2 separate regions of the Homo sapiens genome follow, and region 1 is linked to region 2. The links are chromatin loops, found by intact Hi-C in ENCODE. Cell type or tissue: heart left ventricle. All regions are shown on one strand.

What was found. Peaks named below come from ENCODE experiments on the same cell type or tissue, not always from the same donor. Only the 100,000 strongest peaks of a DNase experiment are listed, where the experiment ranks them.
Region 1: it touches region 2 in a loop (2.4-fold over the local background); 24 of 110 quality-filtered maps call a loop at or near these places.

What each region holds. Positions count from the first base shown.
Region 1 is chr4:38,082,591-38,090,590 of GRCh38, forward strand. It overlaps TBC1D1 (TBC1 domain family member 1), which reads left to right. Exons shown (of 22, transcript NM_001396959.1): 15 at 7,342-7,527. Among named protein-coding and RNA genes, the nearest start is that of PTTG2, 130 kb to the left of the region's middle. In heart left ventricle, no CTCF peak of the experiment used is centred here; a DNase peak (open chromatin) is centred at 135; H3K27ac peaks cover 2,992 bases.
Region 2 is chr4:38,151,072-38,159,071 of GRCh38, forward strand. It overlaps LOC124900693 (a long non-coding RNA gene), which reads left to right and starts at 4,373. Exons shown (of 2, transcript XR_007058099.1): 1 at 4,373-4,489; 2 at 5,913-8,000. RefSeq lists a silencer at 6,517-6,811. In heart left ventricle, no CTCF peak of the experiment used is centred here; DNase peaks (open chromatin) are centred at 3,823 and 4,450; H3K27ac peaks cover 1,609 bases.

The DNA.
Region 1 (8,000 bases), 68 kb before region 2:
CAAGCATAATTTTCTCCCATGCGTTATCTCCTGTCTACAGCTTTTTCTTGATCCTTCTCCAGCTCCTGTAGACCTCCCATTTAGAGCCACCAGCCGCCCATCACTGGGGCTGCGCAGAGCTCTTGGTGCTCTGTGCCCTGGGCTCGCCCACCCAGGCCTGTTCTCTGTGCCTCTTCCTGGTTCTCTTCCCTGGACTTCCCACTGCCGTGTGGTCTTCAGTGCTCCTCTGAGCTGTTGTCATGACCTCTAACCAGACTGAGTCAGGACTTTTTTCTTCCTCATCTCTAAGTCATCCTTACACAGCCTTGGAAGTTTACCCTAAATGGCTATTTTGGGAGGGAGTGGGGATAAAGATCTGCAGGCCTCTTGCTCCTGGTCCTTGTTTCTGCTTATCTTGGCTTCTGTTTTTAAGTGTGTGTGCACCTCTTTCCTCATCACACCCTTCCCCTCCGTATGGCTCCCATCTCAGGCAGAGTTAGGTGCTCTGTTCTGTGTCCATAGCTCTTTTTCGAGCCCTTCTTCTCACTGTTTGGTAGTGGCCTTTCATGTGTGTCTGATCCACTAGGCTGTGCACTCCCTGCCTGCCAGGATATGGTTAAAGTGCTAAAGAATGTATATATGAGATCACTTTTGCTTAAAAAACCCCCAATCTTCTGGAATTCCCAATTTCTAACCAATTAATATGTGGATTGACTAGACCTTAAGCAACCAAGAGTCAGCCAGCCTTGTCTTCTATATTCAGGCGCATACTATCTGGTCGTTAGACAAAATGGGTCATTATCAGTGATGAGTTAATAATTACCTGCACATCTTGTTTATGCTGGTTCTTTACCTAAAGTGGCTCCCATCAATTAAACCTGTATGGATTTTACCTGTTCTTCCAGAACCACCCCACTTTCCACAAAAACTGACAACAATGATGGTAAGAAGAATGGTAGTTGACATTTTATTAAATGTTTACTGTGTGCAGGCTTGTTTTTTTCCACACATTTACCTACTTAATGCTCACAATAATCCTATGAACTAGTCAGTTTTATGCAGATTTCGCAGATTAGGAAACTAAGGTGGCAAGTGATCAGATAACCTGTTTGAGGTTGAGTAGCTAGATCATGGTAGAGCCAGGTTCAATCCCAGATACCTGGCTCCAGGGCCCATGCTCTTGACCTTATAAACGGCTGAAATTCATCTTTTTTTGCTGAACTTCCAGAACACTTTCTTTGTATTTCCCTTATTTTGGTAGTCTTGTACTTCTCTGCTACCCTGATTCATACTTGGATTTCTAGCAGCATGCCTGGCATGAGGCAACAACTTAACAGTATTTCTTTATACCAAATGAATGTTGTCTTTTTTTTTTTTTTTTTTCTTGAGACAGAGTCTCGCTCTGTCGCCCAGGCTAGAGTGCAGTGGCACTATCTTGGCTCACTGCAAGCTCCGCCTCCCGGGTTCATGCCATTCTCCTGCCTCAGCCTCCCAAGTAGCTGGGACTATAGGCGCCTGCCATGGCGCCCGGCTAATTTTTTGTATTAGTAGAGACGGGGTTTCACCGTGTTAGCCAGGATGGTCTCGATCTCCTGACCTCATGATCTGCCCGCCTCGGCCTCCCAAAGTGCTGGGATTACAGGTGTGAGCCACCATGCCCGGCCATGAATGTTGTCTTTAAAAAATTCTGTTTTCCTCTAGCTAGACTGTCATATAATGCAACTGTAGGAAATAATCAGGTTCTCTTTGGAGTATTTTCCATAAAAGATCCACAGAAGTCATGGCAGGGTTGAGAGTGGACTTGGGCAAATGAATCTGTTCATTCATTGAATATTCCATGCATATCTGCTGTTTCCCAGGCATGGGATATGGCAGGGAACACAGAAATCTCTGCCTCCTGGGCTCTGCTTTCTGTTGTAGTAGAGGTAAAGCTGCTCATACTTTGTAAACAATATGACAACATTAAGTCTACATGGTCATTTTACTTTGTTTTTTTCTAAGAAATTTTGAGCTGTTCGTAACAACAGACGCTGCAGATGTTAATCCCGTTGTTGTTAACTTTTCTCCAGAGATTTAATGTTCAATTTTCTCCTTTCCAGAATCGATTTATGTTGTTCAAACAGAGGTTTGAGAATAACTGGAATTTTTTTAACTTCTTTTTTTTTTTTCGCATGGAGTTCAGAATTTTCAAGAGGGATGAAGAGAGTTATAAAATGCTCTATGGTGGGTAACACACAGAAAAAGCCAGAAAATTGGAGAATAAGGATCTGTCTACTCGTTTCCTTCTAGAGCTCCTCTTTCTTACAGGGCACTTAACATGTGATTTAATGTCGTGTCTTTAAAAGGAGGAGAACTGCAGTTCAGAACTTAATGTCAGTGCTTTGTGAAAGTGCAAGAAAGAAGCCCTGTATTCTGCACTTGAGAGAGCCAGATACTGGGCAGATAGGAGGTGGTGTGCACGTTGCTTTTTGTCTTTCTCGATCATGGCATTGATTCTGTTCATAACAATGATGCAATGTCATCCTCTTCCCCACACATTTGTGTGCAGATAGAAAGAATGCAACAGCACAGAGTTGTTGGGGAATAATTTGGCATCTAAAATATCGACATACCAGCATAGATCATATTTATGACTCTGTTGGGAGTGTCACAGCAATGATTTAATAGGAGGCAGTTGTCTCCAAGGCCTCCTGAATTATGACTGGTTTTAAAATTCTTAGAACCCATTGGAGGCTATTGTTTCTGAAAGGCTACATAATTTAAGTGCTCCACATCCGTCATTATAGGAGATGTCAGAATAGTAAAATCTAATCCTGGACTAAGTTGTTATCGCAGCCCTTTGGTTTGGTGGCTTTGCCGACTTTATAAATATGCCTGTCAGTGCCTGTGGTCTCTACAGTTGGGCAGTCGGCGGTGAATATCATTTCTCACATTTTACACTGGGGGACTGGAACCCAGAAGGCATATGTTTTCCCAAGAGGCACCAACACAGTTGGCCCATGAGGTAGAGCAGCCCCTCCTTCGGCTCAGCCTCCGCTGCACTGAGCCAAGCCAAGCTTCCTACACTGGCCTCTGTGCAGCTGTCTCTCAGCAAGAATGCAAGTCGGGGAGAGAAGCCGGATCCCTGGGATTGTTCTAGAGAGTAGAAACCTCAGAGTAGCCCTCCTTAGACCACCTAACGCATTGCATCGCTGCATACATGTAAGGGACTCAATGCTGGTAGGATTGGCTTAGGAATGATGCAAGTGAAAACAGTGCCCCGGTTTATCATTAGAACAAGGTTCTTAGCTGACAGTTGCCTCAGACTTTGATTTTGTTCTCCTTGACCTGCCACTCCACTCGAGTCCACATCTCTCAAGACTGCACACGCCTGAAGGAGGACTGATTACAAACCAAAGCCTTGTGCCCAGTCTGGATCTTTTTGCATTGTTGAGAAAGCAGCTTACTTTCTTTGGACTGATTCAGCAGGCCAAATTTAGAACAAAGATTTTTAACTATCTCCCTTTATAAATTACTGAGCTATTTTGTAGCCAGGCTACTCTTAATATGAACAAAAAATATTATACAAATTTGTTGTTAATCGTAAACTATAAAAAAATCAGTAATTGTTACCACGTGAAATGAATTTGGATAAAAGAGATACGTTTTTGCCCCTTCCCAGGGTTTAGGAGAGACGAAATGGTGAGATTTTAGCTCTGAATCAGAGGTTCTTATTAGAGGTGGTTTTGTTCCTCCTGACCCCTAGGGGATATTTAGCAATGCCTAGAGGCATTGATGGTGGGCAGATGCTACTATGCCCTCTGCTAAACATTCTACAGTGTATAAAACTGTTCCTCCTGACAAAGAATCATCCAGCCCCAAAATGTCAGTAGTGCTGAGGTTGAGAAACCCTCCTTTAAACTCTTGGGTTTATTTGCTGACCTTTACAGTGGATCAGCTTTTATTTAGTTCATGTAGAGGTGAAATTAATACTAGTGCTCAAATATGTCTTTGTATTCTGGACTTGGCCTGGATCCCCCGACCAAATTTGGGACAAGCTCCTGCCATGTGTTGAGGACCTGAATTCAGGCAGCTAACAACAGTATTTGAACTGTGTTTTCAGTGGTGGGAGTGAAGGAGATGAGCCGACGTGCTAGCAAGCGCATAGGGTTGCATGAGGAAATAGAGAGTAAAGCTGCAGCGTGGAGCCCTGCTATTCAGAGTGTGCTTGGAGAAACAGCAGTGGAGGCATTACTGGGGAGCTTGATGGAAATGCTCCCCTCAGACTTGCTGAATCAAAATCTTTAATTTAGCAAGATCCCCAGTGAGGCTTGTGCATGTAGAAGTTAGAGAAGCACGGGGTAAACTCTTCTTTTTTTTACTTTGGAGGAAAATACACCTTTTTTCTTATTATGGCTCTGACCCTTACTAGCTGTGTGACCTTGGCCAAGTTATAAAACCTCACTGCACCTTATTTGTTTTAGCTGGAAAATGGAGATCATAATATCACCTGTCCTATGAGATTGTTGTAAGAATCAAACAAGCTTATTTATGCCAAGAACCCATATGGTAAAAGCTCAACAAACTGTCACTAGTGATAATAAGAAAAAGATCACAAAAGTAGAAAACATTAGGGAGACAGCTTAGGTCTTAAATCTCACAGTTGTCGTCCCCAAACAATACTTGTATTTTTGCAGATCCAGTTTCTCTGAATACTAAAATAAAACCGGAGTTTCATAAACTTCTATAGACAGTGGTCCTTGTCAGTAGCCCAAGTGGCAGAGAGTACATGGATCTGGGGACAAACAGCCTCTACTGTTAGGAATGTTCCATCCTCCTGGCCTGAGTTACACCTGCTCATTGTGATTCCGAATTTGAAAGGAACACAGTAGGAATTTTCAAGACCCTGGGAAGAGGAAGGCTGTGGTAAACAGGAAGGATGAGATTAGAAGAAGGAGTTTAGGTGAGGTGAGCCCTTGTTTTACTAGTAGGGTTTAAGAATATCCAAGTCAGCTGGACATGGTGGCTCACACCTGTAATTCTAGCACTTTGGGAGGCCGAGGTGGGCAGATCACCTGAGGTCAGGAGTTCGAGACCAGTCTGGCCAACATGGTGAAACCCCGTCTCAACTGAAAATACAGAAATTAGCAGGGCATGGTGGCGCATGCCTGTAATTCCAACTACTCACTCGGGAGTCTGAGGCAGGAGAATCGCTTGAACTTGGGAGGTAGAGGTTGCAGTGAGCCAAGATTGCGCCACCACACTCCCACCTGGGCAACAGAATGAGATTCCGTCTCAAAAAAAAAAAAAAAAAGAAAAAAAAAAAAAAGAATATCCAGGTCAACCCCACCTAACCCTCAGCGGGGCTCCCTTCTGTTGCCTGGGTGGGTCCTGGGTTCTCTTGACGCACACGAGATTGTGAGAGTGTATGGAAACACTGCCCTCGCTATCAGGACAGCGCCTGCCATGCCAGCCAGAACACATCATAGGAATTGCAAAACTCTTTTGCAAACCAGTGAGAGATATGCTTCCAATGTGAGGTAAAGCAGAACTTTAATCACAGCTGCAGTGTTCCACAGAATTCCAAGAGCCAAGATGGTAAAAGAATAAAAAAAAAGAAAGGAAAGGGCTCAAATTAAAGACTTCAAGCTGCAGAATAAGATTAAATAAAAGGATTCAATTGAACTGCATCATATTCAGTAATGACTAATCCTAAGTATACAGGGTTTGGGGGTGAAAGGATTTGTAAGTGTTTTGCAGGAAAATATTTTTTCCATCTTTCATTTTAATTAGAATAGATTTGCATTATTTTTTCTTAGTTTTTATTTTTAAAATATTTATTGCCACAAATTTAGAAAATACAGGGAAAACATAAATAACAGTACATGTAAACCAATATTTTGTCCCTTCTTTTGTTCAACAGCTATTTCTCAGGCACCTGCTGGGTGTCAGCAGCTGTGCTCAGTGTGGTGACCAAAACCCTTGTCAACAAGGCAGCAAGGTTCTAACCTGGTTAGGGCTTACAGTTGAGTAGCTGAAATTTTGATTTCTTTTCTGTGCCCCTAGTAAAGATATGATAGCAAACAATAAGAGCTATTTTTTTTATTGTGTTCTTACTCTGTGTTGGGCCCTGTTCTCAGTGGTTTATAGCCTATTAACTCAGTCTCTTTACCACCACTCTGAGGGGAGGCTCTGTCATACCCACTTGACAGATCGGGAAGTGGAAGCATCAGGAGGTTAAGCAACTTGTTAAAGATCACAAAATCAATAATGACAGAGTTTTGATTAGAATCCCAGCAGCCTGTCTCCAGAACCTGCCCTATTAAGTGCAGTGCAACTGTACTGCCTTTCATAATATGTATCAAATTGAGATGATACTTTATAATTTCAATTCTTGCTTTTCTATTGAACAGTACACAGTAACATCCTCCTATAATGCATATAAACCCCCAAAAGATGTAGAATTTTAATTTATTCATTTGTCTGATAGGCTCATAATGAAATAAGACTCTATAAAGCTGTGTAATTTAGATATAGGAAACATTTGGATTATAGTGGTATGTAGTGGGAACAAATGGTCTTCTGAATCAGGAAGACATGAGTTAGAGTATGCCGGTGTACCTCCTTACTCACTGTATGACCTTGGGCAAGTTTCTGAACTTTAGTTTCCTTTCCAGGCTAATATCTGCCTTCTGGACTTGTCATCAGGATTAAATGAGTCTACCTATATAAAATGCCCAGCGCAGTGCCCAGCACGTGGTAGAAGGTCTGCTAGTGGTTACTGTTACTGCTGGCTATTAAATACATTTTAATCTTCCTTCAGAATACCTGGCCAGATAGCACAGTGGTTAAGAATGCACATGAAAGCCAGACTGTTGGGTTCCAGTCCTGGCTCGACTCCTTCCTAGCTATGTGACATTAGGCAACTTACATAAACTCCTTGTTCCTCAGTTTGCATTTCTTTAAAACTGCATAGTTATCATACCCATGTCTTAGAGTTTTGTGAGTGTAAATTATTGTATATAAAGCTCTGAGAACAGTTTGGTACACAGTAGGCACTGTATGAACATTTTCTGTAATTATCAATAATATAATTATTAAATAACATTTTCAGAAGGAGATAAAAATATTACACCTTAAAAAGCAGGTATCTTTAAATTCTTCCTCAGCTACTGAAGTTTTGCTTACTATTTGACATATCATTTGTTTCACGTTTGTGGCTCAGACGTGGCTTATGCCAATGCATATTAACACAGGAATTTTAAATTTGGTGATATTATTATATTTTATCTGAATGAACAGAATTTGCTGATTTGACACTGTGTTTGAATGTGCATTTTTTGTTGAAAAATGACAATTCTGGAATGCCGTCTCCCTTTCCAGATTATTCAGAGCTGGGAGAGCTTCCCCCACGATCTCCTTTAGAACCAGTTTGTGAAGATGGGCCCTTTGGCCCCCCACCAGAGGAAAAGAAAAGGACATCTCGTGAGCTCCGAGAGCTGTGGCAAAAGGCTATTCTTCAACAGATACTGCTGCTTAGAATGGAGAAGGAAAATCAGAAGCTCCAAGGTTGGTTTGCCATCTTGATATTGAACAGGCCTGGTCTTATCTTGGCTCTGAAGTTAATCACATCAGACATAAGCATGCTGTCTTAAAAATACAGCAGCACGATAGTCTAATGTATACATCTATCTATATCTGTTTACTTTTTCAGAGTAATATTAACACTGTTTACTTTCTGGTGATCTAATGATAGTTTCACCAACAATATTCATTATTCCTCTATGGTCACTGTTAGTACAGTGTTTAGAACTTCTGAGATCCAAGCTTTAAATCTAAGCTCTAACACGCTGAAAGGTGCTTTTCATTTTGTTTTGTTTTCCCCTCTGTCTCTCTCTCTCTCTACTTTATCCTCAGCCATGGTCTGTGCCTGTGTGTTAGGTATGAACTTTTCTTGTGTAAGTCATTAACATACGTAACTTCACTCTGTGTGCTTTTTCAGTGATTTGCAAGTAATCTGAAAAAAAAGAATTAGCTGAGTT
Region 2 (8,000 bases):
TTTTATGGTGATAAGAAGAAACAAATTATTTTTCAACGCAGTGCATTCTAACAATTTCTCTGGAAAATTGTATCTTCTGAGGCCAGGCATCCATGTGGTCTTTTTTTGGTGGACATAATAGTAGCCAAGACAAAACCAGGGAGGCCCAGCTTTGCCTGCTGGCTCAATTCTGAGACAACTGGTACCTCCCTGAGAACAGGGCTTCACTCAAGACAGGTTGGCCAGAAGATGTTATTTGGTTCAGCCTATCTCCATACCTTCCCCTGGAGCAAATGTCATGATTTCTCATATTGCCCAGTCTCTAAATCCTCTTGGTAACTAGCTTGGTGGTTGTATTATTCCTTTTTCACACTGCTATAAAGATACTACCTGAGACTGGGTAATTTATAAAGGAAAGAGGTTTTATTGACTCACAGTTCTGCATGACTGGGGATGCCTCAGGAAACTTACAATCATGGCAGAAGGTGAAGGAGAAGCAAAGGCACGTCTTACATGGTGGCAGGTGAGAGAGAAAGTATGAGCAAGAGCAGGGAAAACTGCCTTATAAAACAATCAGGTCTCCAGAGAACTCACTCACTACCACAAGAACAGCATCGGGGGAAAAGCCCCCATGATTCAATCACTTCCCCTCAGGTCTCTCCCTAGACATGGGGATTATGGGGATTACAGTTCAAGATGAGATTTGGGTGGGGACACAGCCAGATCGTATCAGTGGTCTGTGCATTATGGGCAGTCAACATGGAGGAGTGAACACCTGGGAAAGGTAGCCAATTCCAGGCTTGGGAAGGCTCCAAAGCTGTTCCAGAAATGGAACCAGCCACCCCGGCAGGGTGGGGACATGCAAGAAACCATAGGACACCTCCTTGGCTTCAGGACTGGTAGGCACCAGCCACAAAGTCACATCTTGGCCCTTTCCAAGGTTTTCCAGAAAGTTCTAGCATTCTATGCACAAGGCAGGAATCATAATCCTGTGGTTTAGTGGGGCTGAGTGCGGCTGCTACCACAAACACTTCATTAGTCAGAAAGTGCCTCCGTAGGATCACCGGTAGGATCAGAAATGAACTCAAAGCACCAAAAGAAAATATTTTTCGTGTAATATATTTGGAAACTATTTCTCATATGCAGAGGTCCACAAAGCATTCAAAGGCCACAAACCCGAAAATACTACAGACACTTTGGAAGCCTAGGAAGATTTCCCAGTTCCTGAGGCTGCATGACAAGGCTGCCAGTGTTCCTACAGCTGGTGGCCCCAAGAGTCTCCCCTTTTATTATTATTTTTTTCTGTTTCTTACCCCATCAGACCCCTTTCCCTGGGAGGCTCCTTTCAAAAGCTTCACTACATCTGTGAGAGCTTGGAGGGAAGTGAAGAAATCAACCTCCTCTGACAGAGAGGTTTGAAAGCAGAGCTGTTCAGTGTTCCAGTGTCCTGCTGTTCTTTGCAGGCAAATGCTTCTTGTGTTTTATTCACAGTAGCCATAATACATTCCACCCCAAGACTAACATGCAAACATGAAGGGACTGCCTAGAAGACCAGAGAGAAGTGCCGTGGTTTGAGCCTAGATCCCACTTGTGTTAGTCTGTTCTTGCATTGCTATAACAAAATACCTGAAACTAGATAATTTATCAACTAAGGAGGTTTAATTGGCTCACAGTTCTGCAGGCTGTACAAACATGGAGCTGACATCAGCACAGCTTCTGGTAAGGCTTCAGAGAGCTTTTACTTGTGGAGGAAAGCAAAGCAGGAGCAGGCACATCACAAGGCAAGAGAGAGAAGAGGGAGGTCACGGGTTCTTTTAAACAACCAGATCTAGTGTGAACTAACTGAGCAAGAACTCTCATCACCAACGGGATGACACTAAGCCATTCATGAGGGATCTGCTCCCGTGATCCAATACCTCCCATGAGACCCCCCCATCAACATTGGAGGTCACATTTCAGTGAAAGATTTAGAGAGGACAAACATCTAAACCGTAGCACCACTTTTCCTAGCTTCAACCTCAGATTGCAGTTTCTCCTCCCAGGCTTCTCAGACTGGCCTGCATATGGAATACTGTTCCCACTACCTCCTTAACGACTACCCAGGTCTGAACCACAGAGCAGCAAGTGTTAAAAGACACAAGCTCAAGTAAATGCTCTAGGATTGTGCCGTCTAATGTGGTAGCCACTGACCACGGGAGTGACTGAGCTCTGGCAGTGTAGCTAATCCAAATTGAGATGCCCTGTAAGTATAAAATACACACCAGATTTTGAATACTTTGTATAAAAAAGAATGTAAAATATGTTATTAATGCTTATATTGGTTACACTTATTTTTGATACATTGTGTTGAATAGAATATAGCATGTCTTAGTCCACTTTCTGTTGCTGTAACAGAATACCACACACTGGGTCATTTATAAAGAAAATAAGTGTATTTGGCTCATGGCCTGGAGGCTGGGAAGTCCAATGGCACGGTGACACCTTCTAGTGAGGGCTTTTGTACTGTGTCATGGTAGAGGGTGTCACATAGCAAGACTGCAAGAGCATGCCTGTCAGCTTCCTCTTCCTATAAAGCTGCTACTGTCATCAGTGGGGGTCCCCACCCTCATGACCTTATCCAATCCTAATTACCTCCCAAAAGACCCACCTTGAAATAACATACGAATTTGGCACTTAGTTTCTCACACATAAAGTTTGGGGGACACATTTAAACCATAGCATAGTATTAAACTTAATTTCACCTTCTTTGTTTTTACTTTTTTTTTGAGACGGAATCTCACTCTGTTGCCAGGCTGGAGTGCGGTGGCGCCATCTTGGTTCACTGCAACCTCCGCCTCCCGGGTTCAAGCGATTCTCCTGCCTCAGCCTTCCGAGTAGCTGGGATTACAGGCATGCGCCACTGCACCCAGCTAATTTCTGTATTTTTAGTAGAGACAGAGTTTCACTATGTTGGCCAGTATTTTCTCCATCTCCTGACCTCGTGATCTGCCCACCTCAGCTTCCCAAAGTGCTGGGATTACAGGCGTGAGCCATCGCACCCAGCCTGTTTTTACTTTTATTCCTGTGGCTACCACAAAACTTAAAATGATATGTGTGCTTCACACTTTATTTCTATTGGATGGCATTGCTTTAGAAGTGCTGGGAGAAACACCCATGTAGTCTAAGGGTCAGGAGAATTCCTGGAGAGGGGACATTGGGGCTGTGCTGAGACAGGAGGGGGCATTTCATCAGGGGATGAGAGGAGGGCTTTAGGGCTTTTGTGTGGGGAGAAACTACCTCAACTTGCTAGCAGACCAGCTCAGCTGGCGGGGGGGCAGGAGGTGAGTCGGGTTTTATCAGGTTCATATTTCAAATGACTTGCTAGCTCAAGCCAGCTTTTCATTCTGCCATAGCACATCAGGGGCAGGAAATGGAAAGTCGAGATGCAATGTGTCTCCAAGCCCCTTCGGCCCTTCAGGAGGAAGGGAACTGTTTGTCCTGCAAGTCATTGGTACAGACAGTAGCCTACGTAGAGACAGGTTTGCATTTCAGCACAAGGTCCTATAGTAACAGCTGCCATTTCAATGCTGCAGAAATATCTTAAGCACTCACTGTCTCTTCAATGTTCTCAAAAATTCCATCCGGCTACTTTGATTACAGCCTGCATCTCACAAATAAGGAAATAAAGTCTCTGAGGGGTTACTGACAGCCATAAAGCCACATCAGATAAAAGAGGAAGTCAGGATTTGCCCTCCACACCCCTGCTTCTGCACTCAAGACCAGCATGGGCCACCTTGTGCCAACTTCTACTTGGCCCCAGGGCCCCCACCCCAGCTGCCTGCCCCAGACAACCCCACATCTGGCTGCTGGTCGTTCTGCTCTGACTTGTACTGCCTGGCGAGTGCTCCTGGACTCTGCTGGCTGCTCCTAAGCCAACAGGTACAGCCTGAGTCCAGGCCCAGCACCCAGCCCTTTGCCATGGTCCGTGGAATAGAAGGGAAGCGTTCAGAAGCTGCTCCCGGAGCTCTCTGCTGGCTGGGGAAGCTGACCTGGGTGAAAGGGCCAGCTGCCCCATTTCCCCGTGGCTCTGCATCCTCCCATCCCGCTGCAGTGCCCCCGGGTCCCCTAGGGGTCTGTATCTGCTCCAGGGAGATCTGGGCTTGTTGGGCTTTGCCTTTTGTCCAGTCCTCCGTTTCACCCCGCAGGTTCCATCTGGCATTTAGATATTAGAAATAGCTGCAAGTGAGGGTGTGACTTGGGTGGAGACCTGGAGCCTGTACTCCACCCTGAAAAGGAAAAAAAAAAAAAGCTTATTTAATTCATTTCTGTACTTGGAAGCCTCTAGCTATTTAGAATGCCAATTAGGCAGAGGCTGTTGGATTTGTTTTTTTTTTTTCTTTCCCTATCCCAAGACGGCCTGTCTGATTTTCTGTGCCTGTTGACTTAAGCTCTTACAGGAGGTTGGGTGGGGCGGGCGTGGCGCGCCCACAGCTGCTTTGAACGTGGCCTGGCTGAGCTTTGCTGACTTTCGGTAAGAGCCTAGGGGGTGGGGGTGGGGGTGGGTGAGGGGCCACAGAAGGGCCCAGCTCTTCCCTGTTACTTCCAAGATGCAGGAGTTTGGGTTAAGAGGAAAGATGTGTCCCTGAGAGAGGGGAGTCCAGCTGACTGGTGACTGAGGAAGCCCTTAACAGATATCCCCACCGGGAGGGTGCTAGGGCTCTTGGCTCCTGCAGAACTTGGGCCTCTCCAGGACTCATCTGGCATCAGTTGTAGTTTCTATGTGCTCTAAGTCACTATTTCCTCGTCAGTGTGGTGATTCCAGTCCCTGCCCAGAGCTCAGGGTGGGTTTTGTGGTACCTGAGCGTGGCATACCGTAAGACTTACAGACATTAGCTCTCATCGGCTTCTGTATTCTCTTGACATACACAGCCAGATGACGCTCAAAGAACAATTCCTGAATGGTTGAATGCAATTTATAGGAAGACCAACATAAATTGAAGGGCCTCTAGTTATTAGCCAAATATTAATATGTAAGATGATATTTTTTTAAAGTGAAAGCATTGCATCATACAATGTAAAGTGTATGTTATTGCATAATTATTAAAGCATCACAAAGTAAATGACTGCAACAGTTTAAAAATCCATGCAAGTAGATATTTCAGCAAGCAAAAATAAGAAACATCCATACACTCACCCTCCAGCGGTCATGGCCATTATTAAAACACTATGATGTGTGATCTTTGGGCTCTTTTTCTATGGATATATTAATTTGTACTTGCATATACATGGGGCGGAGGCTCTGATGCTGTTAGTGAGGGTTGTAAAGGAGTGACGGCGCTTTTGCCCCTATGGTTCTTTGGGTGTCACTGATGTGGCCTGGAGCTTGTGTGACGGAGGGAGAGATGGAACTGGGGGTGCACTGGCCCTATTGAGAAACAGGGATGACAGGGAAAGTAAAGCGATGTCACGGCCTTTGTCCTTAACCTGCCTGGGAACCCAGTTTGAGTTTTCACGGGGGAGAGAGGTAAGGGCCACAGGCTAAAGAAACTGGTTTTATGACAGACTTTGTGAGCGTCTGGGCACAGACGATCCTGCTTCAGGACCAAATGACAAGATGAATCAGGGAGGGGGTTGATGTTGGCACCATTACCTGCAGTGACAATGGGTTTCTTTGAAAGTTTGTTTAATGGGCTACTCACTGCAAATGAACAAAATGGAGAACAGTCGCGGGTTCTAGTGGTTTAGACACTAAACTCCCTTTGAGACTGCTGGGAAAAACAGGAAGATTTTAAAGGGAGACTCCGGTTCTGCTGTTTGGGGAGCTCAGAGTCATGGGAATTTGGGTATAAATATAAATTGGATGCTCTTATTAAACAAATATTGACTCATTTATTTTATAATAACTTATTGTTTGGTTATGAAGATGAAAACATTAATTTAAATTATGTTCATAGAGTCCATTCCATCATTTATCGAACAACAATAAGAAGATGAGATTCAAAGGAATTCCACAGTGTTCTTCAGATTCTATCAGTTGTAGGACACTTCAGGTATACAAAGACGGCTGGCTACCCTTTATTTCTCCAAAGTCCATCCTTGCTTGGCATGATGGCAAAGGAAAATGAACATGAGGCCCACCTAGTGCAGCATTTTAGATCTAACTTGGTACCCAATTGAGGAAACAATCTGAACTTCACAAATCCCAAGTCGGCAACCACGTGCCAAGCCTGCCAGCACCCATGATGAACTATGGCTTTGTCAGCTGTCTTGGGCCATTTGGTGTTGCTACAAAGGAACACCTGAGGCTGTGTAATTTCTAAAGAAAAGAAGTTATGTGGTGCATGGCTTAGCAAGCTCTATAAGAAACATGGCGCCAACTCCTACCTCTGATGAGGTCCTTTGGTTGCTTCCCTTCATGGCAGAAGGCAGAGCGGAGCCAGCGTGTGCAAAAGCCACATAGCAAGAGAGGAAGCAAGGGGAGGGAGGTGCAGGCTCTTTTTAACAATCAGCCCTCAAGGAAACTAAAAGAATGAGAATTCACTCACCACCCTCCCCCAGGGAGAGCATCAACCTATCCACAAGAGACCCATCCCCATGACCCAAACACCTCCCATTTGGCCCACCTCCAACATTGGGGATCAAGTTTCAACATGAGATTTGGAGGAGACAAGCATCCAAACTATAGCACCCACCTTCAGGAGCTGGGCATGTAATACTCAGGAGAAGGTCAACTGCAAGCCACACCCCTGGGAAGAGGCACACCCTCTTATGTAATGCAACAGCCACAGCCTCCGGACTTCATTCCTATCTCATATCCAGAGTTTAAGTGCAGCAGAGGAGTAAAACCTGACTCTAGAAGCTTAAGTGCTTTCCAGGTGTTAATACTGCCTTGCAGAATGCCTTGGGAGAGCTCAATTGTACATTACATTCCTTATGAACACAGTTCCTGTGTGTCATGCTCCTTAGAGGGTATCTGATGAGAGAAGCTTACTGCTGGCAGGTGCTGTAGGAATCCCTTTCTTCAGACAGGACCTTGCCTTGGGTCCTCCATGGCCTGTGAAAGTCTTCAAGGGTCTAACCTCTTGTTCTCTCTTTTATGTGCCTCCCTCTCCCCAACTTGAGAGAGTCTCACTATAACCCCAGAACACCATTCAATTTCCACTTCATTGTAGACTGAGTCTTTATTACCAGATGTCAAGGTGTTTTTTACTGAAGCATCAACGTCACTTTTTCAGACAGATGGTCTTTTAAAACCCCAAGGCAGGGAGAAGTATGGAAAAGCTGTATCTACAGAGAGGTGATTTCATTCTTAACTTATGTTTTTCTTCATTAGATGCCAAAGAAATACTTCTTGAACTCATGATCTCCACTGCTACCATATTGGTTCAGGCCACCATTCTCTTTGGGCTGGACCAGTGCAATCTTTTTCAATGGTTTTATTTGCTTCCAGCCCTTCTCCAACCATACTCATCCAGGTGATCGAAACACACACACACACACACACACACACCTGACCTTGTCCCTCCCCACCACTGCTGAACTCCACCTACTTTCAGTCCTGCAATGACACTGGCTGTCTTTCAGATTCCCAAATCTGCACAAACCCATTCCTTCCTCTGTCAGAGCCTTTGTCTGGACTGCTTCTCCTGCCTTTCCTTCTTTGAAATTGACTCCTTTAACTTCAGATCTCAGCTCAAGCATCGCTTCCTGTAAAAGCGTTTCACAAACTCCAGGCTAGAACAATTTCCTTGCAATATGTTCTTTTAACACTTGGTAGTTTCTTTCCATTTCATTGATCAGAATGACTGCTTATATATTTTTCTGGGTGACTACTTGATTAATGTCTGTCTTTTCACTAGATTATAAGTGACATGAGAATAAGGACTGTGCCCATTTTGGTCACCATTATATCCTTAATACCTAGCACAGAGCCCAACACAAAAATGCGTTATTAATAGATATTTGTCAAATACTTTTACTTGAATAGATATGTGAACTTGGCTCCCAGGAGTTTATCATCAGCTAGGAGAGAAAAAGATTGC